Linked DNA regions of Homo sapiens: region 1 is linked to region 2. The links are chromatin contacts, found by Hi-C in ENCODE. All regions are on one chromosome and are shown on one strand. Each heading gives the region's core, a stretch centred on a gene start or an enhancer-like site at or near the end of the contact. The rest is flanking DNA. Distances are from core to core; before and after follow the strand shown. Region 1 overlaps LRIG1 (leucine rich repeats and immunoglobulin like domains 1). Region 2 overlaps PTPRG (protein tyrosine phosphatase receptor type G).

Region 1 (3,533 bases), core at 971-3,470, 4.6 Mb before region 2:
TGAATGGCTCTTGTCTCTCTCTAGTGCACAGAGAGGCTGTGGAGTACCTAGAAGTACACATGGTGTTTCTTAGATTTCTGCCTGTAACTGAAACTCCAAAAAGAGTTTACTGATAATTGACTTTTGACAAGGCTCTTAACCACCTTTGCTGGTGATTGGCTTTAAAAGAAAGAACTCATATTCCACAGGTACCAGTATTCATTATTTGGTTAAGATACAGTTTAGCAAGTGGAATTTGCCGCTAGGGTCCACCCTGTAAGACACATCCTTTGTGAGTAAATGACCTGGACCTGCAAATGGGAGTGGGATGGTTGGGGAGGGGACAGGCGTGTGGTGGGGTGATGCACCCAGCCACATTGAATGTAGATGGGGCCGGGTGCTGTGGCTGACACCTGTAATCCCAGCACTTTGGGAGGCCGAGGCGGGCGGATCACCTGAGGTCAGGAGTTCAAGACCAGCCTGGCCAATGTGGTGAAACCCCGTTTCTACTAAAAATACAAGAATTAGCTGGGTGCAGTGGCGGGCGCCTGTAATCCCAGCTATTCAGGAGGCTGAGATAGGAGCATCACTTGAACCAGGGAGGCAGGGTTTGCAGTGAGCTGAGATCACACCATTGCACTCCAGCCTGTGTGGCAAGAGTGAAACTCCATTTCAAAAAAAAAAAAAAAGAACGTAGATGGACCTTGTGGAAGAGGTGAGGCATTGTTTTTAGGGACTTTGGCGAATGATTTAAAAAAAAGAAATAAAAGTGTGTTGTGGCCTAGTCATTTTCACAGCCAGTTTTCCATTTGACATAGTAAAATTTTAGTATGTTCAAGGATGGAGGTCGCATGCAGCATCTGCTATTTTCTGCTTGTAATTTCAGTGAAAAGGAAGTTCCATGTTTTAATAGCAGCATAGTCTGTGTACAATAATGCATGCTGAAATACTTTGTGGTTTTTGAATCTTGACTTCGTGTCTTCTCAGCCATTTCAACAACCAGAACCAGGGAAATCATCACTGCTCCACGCCTCTAAACAGGGAAAATGATGTGGTAGATGGTCTTTTAAATTTAGAGTGTTTCACGACGTCTTAGTACTGCAGAAAGAAAAACTTAGCCTTTTGGCTTTAGCTAAGCATTTCATGACACACGTAAACTTTAAGAAGCCCAGTGGAAAAAGTGAACAGGACGAGATCCCAAGTCGATAAGCTAGCTATTAAAGTCAGTGACTTCACTGTGGGCCAGACGGCTGACCTTTTAAAACTGTGTGTTTTCTTTAAAATACTTAGCTAGAGATAGTCGCGTGCCTCCCTGTAATACAGCGGATGTATTCTTGAAAAGTTGTGGGTAAATTCGCTTTTCTAATTTGGCTGATTTAATACCAGGGATCTGCTGTCTGTATTTGTATGATCTGCATTGTTTTGAGGCAGCTGAGAAAGAGAGGATAAACCTAGAAAATAATATTGGAAGGAACCTTGTACTTAATCCATTTGTAACGCCGAGCATTGTGGCAAATGCAAGTAAGCATGGATTTTTATATGAGCTTTATAGATTTTGGATGCTTGGGCTTTGCACAGGCACCAGGAGACCTCACAGAGATGTTAGTGAGCTGTGGGTGTGATGTCACACAGTTGAAAAATAAAGGACGTGTGTAAGTTCCAGTGGAGGCTGATAGAGGACTCCCGTACTCTGGGGAACTTCTGGCTTCCCAGGAAGGGTTTTTCTTACAAGCAGCTCCAGCCTGGAAAGGTAGTTACACCCACTTATGTCATTTGTCCCTTAAAATTTTTTGTGGATGGGGAATGAAGGAGATGCCAGTAGCACTAAGGTAAGCTGTTGTTTGTGCAGATGTATTTGTTGAAAACAAACCACTTTCATTTTCTTCTTCAAATAGGACATATAGGAAACCTATACATTGCTCTTTTGTAACCCAGAAGGGTATTTGCCTAAAATTGCCCTTCTCAGTCTCTTTAAAAAACAACAAAAACCCCTAATCACTACACGTCCAGAAGTGAGTCACCACTGAGTTTGCTTTTTTTTTAATCTTCTGACATACATTTCTGTAACATGAGGTTTTTGTACTAATATTTTCATTGATTGGATTATGTTAGAGAGTGAATTGTCAAAATGAGAGTTAAAAAGGCCCAAAATGTCCGATCCTTTCCTGGTCCTAGGAAAGTCCTAGACAAGAGTGTTTAGAATAGTGTGTAATGAATGACTCAGATGGAGGGAAGGGGTTTTTTGTTTTGATGTTTTAATCTGTGTCTGTCGCACCCAGAGGAAGTAATATATTATTGGAGGTTTCATTCTTAAAGAACCAAGAGTCACTGCTATAGAATTTTCTTATCACTTTATCCCAGTGAAATCCGTGGTTGTACCTTCTGCCGGAAAGGCAGGCTTGGAATTTGGCCACCCTGCTCTCATGACCAGGAGCAATTTTATGGGCCTGTGTTAAAACAGGTATTTTGCTCTTTGATAGCAGGGTTCATCTCAGGGCCCTTAGGTGTGAGCGTGTAGTGTGTAAAATCACTCACCGTTAAGTGGTGAATCATTTCAGTGTATCGGAACAGGAGATTCATCACAGCATCACTTACGGGTGGTGACTGTGCCAAAGTTTACGCAATTCTGTTGTGTGGCACATGGCAGTCGAAGAAGCTTTCCTTGTTAGTTTGCATCTTTCCTGTGACCATCCGAAGTTAGTGTTTTTTTTTTTTTTTTTTTTTTTTTTTTTTGAGACAGAGTCTTGCTCTGTCACCCAGGCTGGAGTGCAGTAGTGTGATCTCGGCTCACTGCACGCTCCGCCTCCCGGGTTCTCGCCATTCTCCTGCCTCAGCCTCCCCAGCAGCTGGGACTACAGGCGCCCACCACCACGCCAGGCTAATTTTTTGTATTTTTAGTAGAGATGGGATTTCATCGTGTTAGCCAGGATGGTCTTGATCTCCTGACCTCATGGTCTGCCTGCCTTGGCCTCCCAAAGTGCTGGGATTACAGGCATGAGCCACCACGCCTGGCCCGAAGTTAGTGAATTTTAAAGCTGCATCACATTTTCAGAAACACCCTGGATTTTGCATTGGTGGTTTCATAGGAAGCTAATCAGTCTCCTGAAAGTGGACATTTAGCAGGGGCCAGGGGCGGATGTGGAGGGGTAAAGGTGGAAGTTTTAGGAAAGGAAAACAGTAATCCGTGACCAGAGAAGCTTTGGTGGACTTTACAAAGCACTTGGTGAACCTGGGATTCCAAATGTATCCACCAGGTTAATGTGTCCTTTTTCTCAGTTTTACCCATCCCATATTTCCTGTCCCTTTTGCCTGACTTGTTTTCAGTACTCCAGAAGCAAAAGTCTCCGTTTTCTGCCGCAGTAGAGCGTGGTTTTCATTTATGAGAACCCTCTGCCATCCTTTAACTGAGAGAACCTCTGGGTTTTACCTCTGGCCGCCCTTCATCCCCGCCATGCCCTCCGTCCCTGCTGGTTGGGATGGATGAGCCTTTGCTCTCCCTGCAGCGGCTGGGGCCCTAGGCTGTCAGGGCACCTCGGGGAAGAGTTCAGTGGGAG
Region 2 (3,792 bases), core at 1,079-3,578:
AATCAATGGAACAGAAGAGAGAACCCAGAAATAGACTCAAACAAATATGCTCAACTCATTTTTGATGAAGATATAAAATTAATGGAAGAATACCCTTTTCAACAGATGGTGCCAAAGTAACTGGAAAACCTTAGGCAAAAAAAAAGAGAAGATCAGCCTAAACCTCACACCTCATACAAACATTAACTCAAAATGGATCATCTATTTAAATTTCAATTGTAAAACTATAAAATTTTCAGAAAAACATAGGAGAGAATCTTGGTAACGTAGGGCTAAGCCCTACATTCTTAGTGTTCTTAGACCTGAACACTAAGAGCATGATCTATAAAAGGAAAATTTGATAAACTGAGCCTAATAAAAACTAAAAACTTTTCTGCCAAGAAAGCTCATAAAGACAAAATAACACAGGATAAACACACAAGTTACAGACTGGGAAAAATACTTGCACACCACAAATTCAACAAAGGACTAGTATTCAGAATATATTAAAAAAAAAACCTCTCAAAATTTAATAGTAAGAAGGAAAAAAATACAATTAGAAAAGAGAATCGGCAGAAGACACGAATAGTTCACCAAAGACGACATACAGATAGCAAATAAGCATGGGAAAAGTTGTTCAACATCATTACCCATTAGGTAAATGCAGATTCAAACTACAATGAGATATCACTACATTGGTGATCCAAAAGGCTAAAGTAAAAAATTAAAAATCAGTATCAATATCAATATCAAATTGTAATGTCAAAAATTGCCAAGGCTGCAGAGATATGTTGCTACAGGAATGCAAAATGGTACAGCCACTCTGGAAAACCATTTGCCAATTTCTCATAAAACTGCATACGTAACTACCACACAACCCAGCAATTGGACTCTTGGTTATTAATTCCAGAGAAATAGAAAATGTAGGTTCATAGAAAAACCTGTACACACATGTTCCCAGCAGCTTTATCTGTAATAGCCAAAAACTGGAATCAGTCCAGATATCCTTCAATAAGTGAAAGGTTAAACTGTGGCACATCTACACCTTGGCATATTACTCAACAATAAAACAGAACAAACACTGATATACACAAAATGGATGAGTTCCCGAGAATTATTCCAAGTGAAAGAAAAGCAATCTGCAAAGATTAAATATTGTATGATTCCACTTATGTAACATTTTTGAAGTGACAAAAGCTTTAGAAATGAAGACAGATTAGAGGTTTCTAGGAGTTAGAGATGGGAGGAGGGAGGAGGTAGGCGTGGTTATAAAAGGGAAACATGAGGGATCCTTATGGTATTGGAACTGTTCAGTATCTTGACTGGGATAGTGGATACATGAACCTACGCAAATGACAAAATTATATAGAATTTATACACACATGCACACACCTACATAATGCACATAATAAGTATAAATTAAAATCAGGAAATCTGAAGAAGATCAGTGGACTATATCCATATCAATATCCTGTGATATACCATAGTTTTACCAGAATGCTACCTTTGGGGAAACTAGGCAAAGTATATAAGTGATATCTCTGTATTATTTTTTACAACTGTATGTGAACCTACAATCTGAATAAAAATTTAAATTTAAAAAGTGCAGGTTGATAGCCAGAAGAGAGAAATTACATGGTGAGAATCCTGAAATATAAATGGTATCACTTTCAAATTTTTAAAGAGAACCAACTCTCATCTGCAGCAACAGGTGACATCACATCACTAAATAGGAAACTTCATTTTTTATCACTTGTTTCAGCCCCTAATCACAATAAAACTTAAACTGCTACCAAGAAGCCCAACAAACATATTTCGAAACACAAAACTTGACTTTCAAAAATAAAATGCCCTCCTGGTGATACTTTCAAAGTCAAAAGGTGGCCTACTCTGTCTTAAGACATGTGGATAATTGCTCCTCAGTTTCTAAGGTCAAAATCCTATACATTTATATGCACAGCATGCGATTTTACAAGCTCGGAAACCTGGAGCAAATGATTAGCTGAACTGTAAACTTAATCACTAGCAAGATAGGCCAGCAGATCTAAGAAAAAATAAAAAGACAAGGAGAAAAGCATTTTAATAACCATGAAGGTACTCTATTCTGTTGCTAAGCAGGAAGTTTACATGAAAGGGTGTGAGGTTCAGCTCTTTGTGGCTACTTCCCCTAAAAGTACGGTCCAAGAAACACCCTGCATCAATCACTTTCCAGATCCCTTGGCTCCCAGCCAGACCAACTAAGTCAGAGTAATGCTTGAAAAAACCACTGTGACAAGCTATGAAGTGACTCATACGCATGAGTTTCAGAAGCCCTGTTAGAACACTTACCTGTTTATAATTTACTGCTGTCTTCTTCCTGCTGAGGAGTGATTCTCATCAGGGATCCATTCTGCCCCTAGGGGATGTTTAACGACGTCCATCTGGAGACACTGGTTGTCACAGCTATGGGGGCAGAGGGCCCAGAGATACTGCTAACCATTCCACAATGTACAAGATACCCTCCTACAACAAAGACTTATGGGGCCCCAAATATCAATGGTGCTGAGATTCAAACTCCTGACAGAGAGGGATGCTAGCATTGCATTTAACAAAAGGATCGCTAACATACAATTAAAAAAAAAAATAAAAGCAAGATTAATAACTTAGAGCTACTAAGTGGATCTGATCTCCAAGGGCAAAGGTAGCTGTTACTCCCTTGATCTTCTCAAATCTGATTCATCCCAAGGAAGAAGGTTTTCTTTGTGACCATGTTTTAAGAGCCTCATTGCTGGAGCCATAAAGCCCAAGTTGAAATCACAGTTTTGACACTTAATATCTAATATCTGGGTGACATTAAGTTAGGCGATTACCTTTAGTAAGTCTCTATTATCTGTAAAGGGGAATTAATGACTGTTCTTCACCCTAAGAGCTGTTAGAAAAATGAAAATAAATAAGAGATGACTGTCAAAAACCATAGCATGGATCCCAAAAATAAATGTTTTGTTATTACTAATGAACTCTTTCCAATTTTTACTCCAGTCTTTTTATTTCTCAGCTGCCAACAGAGTAAACCATCTTTTTCAGATTAAATTTGGTTACTCTTTTAAATAGTTTCCAACTCCTCCAGCACCAGATAAGATAAAAGCTGACCTTTTTTTTTTTTTTTTTTTTTTTTTTTTTTTTTGACACAGAGTCTTGCTCTGTTGCCCGGGCTGGAGTGAAGTGGCACAATCTTGGCTCACTGCAGCCTCCACCTTCCAGGTTCAAGCAATTCTTTCGCCTCAGCTCCCAGTAGCTGGGATTACAGGCACGCACCACTACACCCAGCTGATTTTTGCATTTTTAGTAGAGACGGGGTTTTGCCATGTTGACCAGACTGGTCTTGAACTCCTGACCTCAAGTGATCTGCCCACCTCAGCCTCTCACAGTGCTGGGATTAGAGGCGTGACCATTTCTAATTAGCCTGTAAACTTAGTGCCAGCTGCTTTCTCTGCAAATAACACCCCCACCACCAGCTTCTCTATCAGTCCCAAATACTCTCAGGTAACAGACAACTTTAACAAGGAGGAAACCACCACTCCTATTAGCCCAGTAGTAAGTGACCTGACCAGCACCAAAGAAATGTTTGAAAGATACATCCTTTAAGAGTTGTTTGCATAAACGAAATGTTTCTCTTAAAAGTTCCCTAACCATACCAACTGGATGCCCCCGCTCAAGAATCCAAGTCCAATCAACAAATATTTATTATACACCACTGAAAGCCTGATGATAAAATGGTGAACACACAGACGTAGCTCCTGCCCTTAATAATCATGGTTTAGAAGAAAATGTTTC

What was found. A loop is a pair of places that touch in the nucleus more often than their neighbours do. Pooled maps may share reads with other maps.
Region 1: a map with no recorded cell type shows a loop between it and region 2 (9-fold over the local background). The contact joins two enhancer-like sites. A Hi-C loop is called at or near these places in 2 of 37 single-sample maps with no recorded cell type and 1 of 50 pooled maps.

What each region holds. Positions count from the first base shown.
Region 1 is chr3:66,471,483-66,475,015 of GRCh38, reverse strand. The region is part of intron 1 of LRIG1 (leucine rich repeats and immunoglobulin like domains 1); the gene reads left to right. Among named protein-coding and RNA genes, the nearest start is that of LRIG1, 28 kb to the left of the region's middle. RefSeq lists a silencer at 2,486-2,535. Within about 2 kb of position 2,220, at least 9 of the 41 ENCODE cell types and tissues checked have a DNase peak (open chromatin) inside an H3K27ac peak, as active enhancers do.
Region 2 is chr3:61,893,652-61,897,443 of GRCh38, reverse strand. The region is part of intron 2 of PTPRG (protein tyrosine phosphatase receptor type G); the gene reads right to left. Among named protein-coding and RNA genes, the nearest start is that of PTPRG, 330 kb to the right of the region's middle. Within about 2 kb of position 2,328, at least 16 of the 41 ENCODE cell types and tissues checked have a DNase peak (open chromatin) inside an H3K27ac peak, as active enhancers do.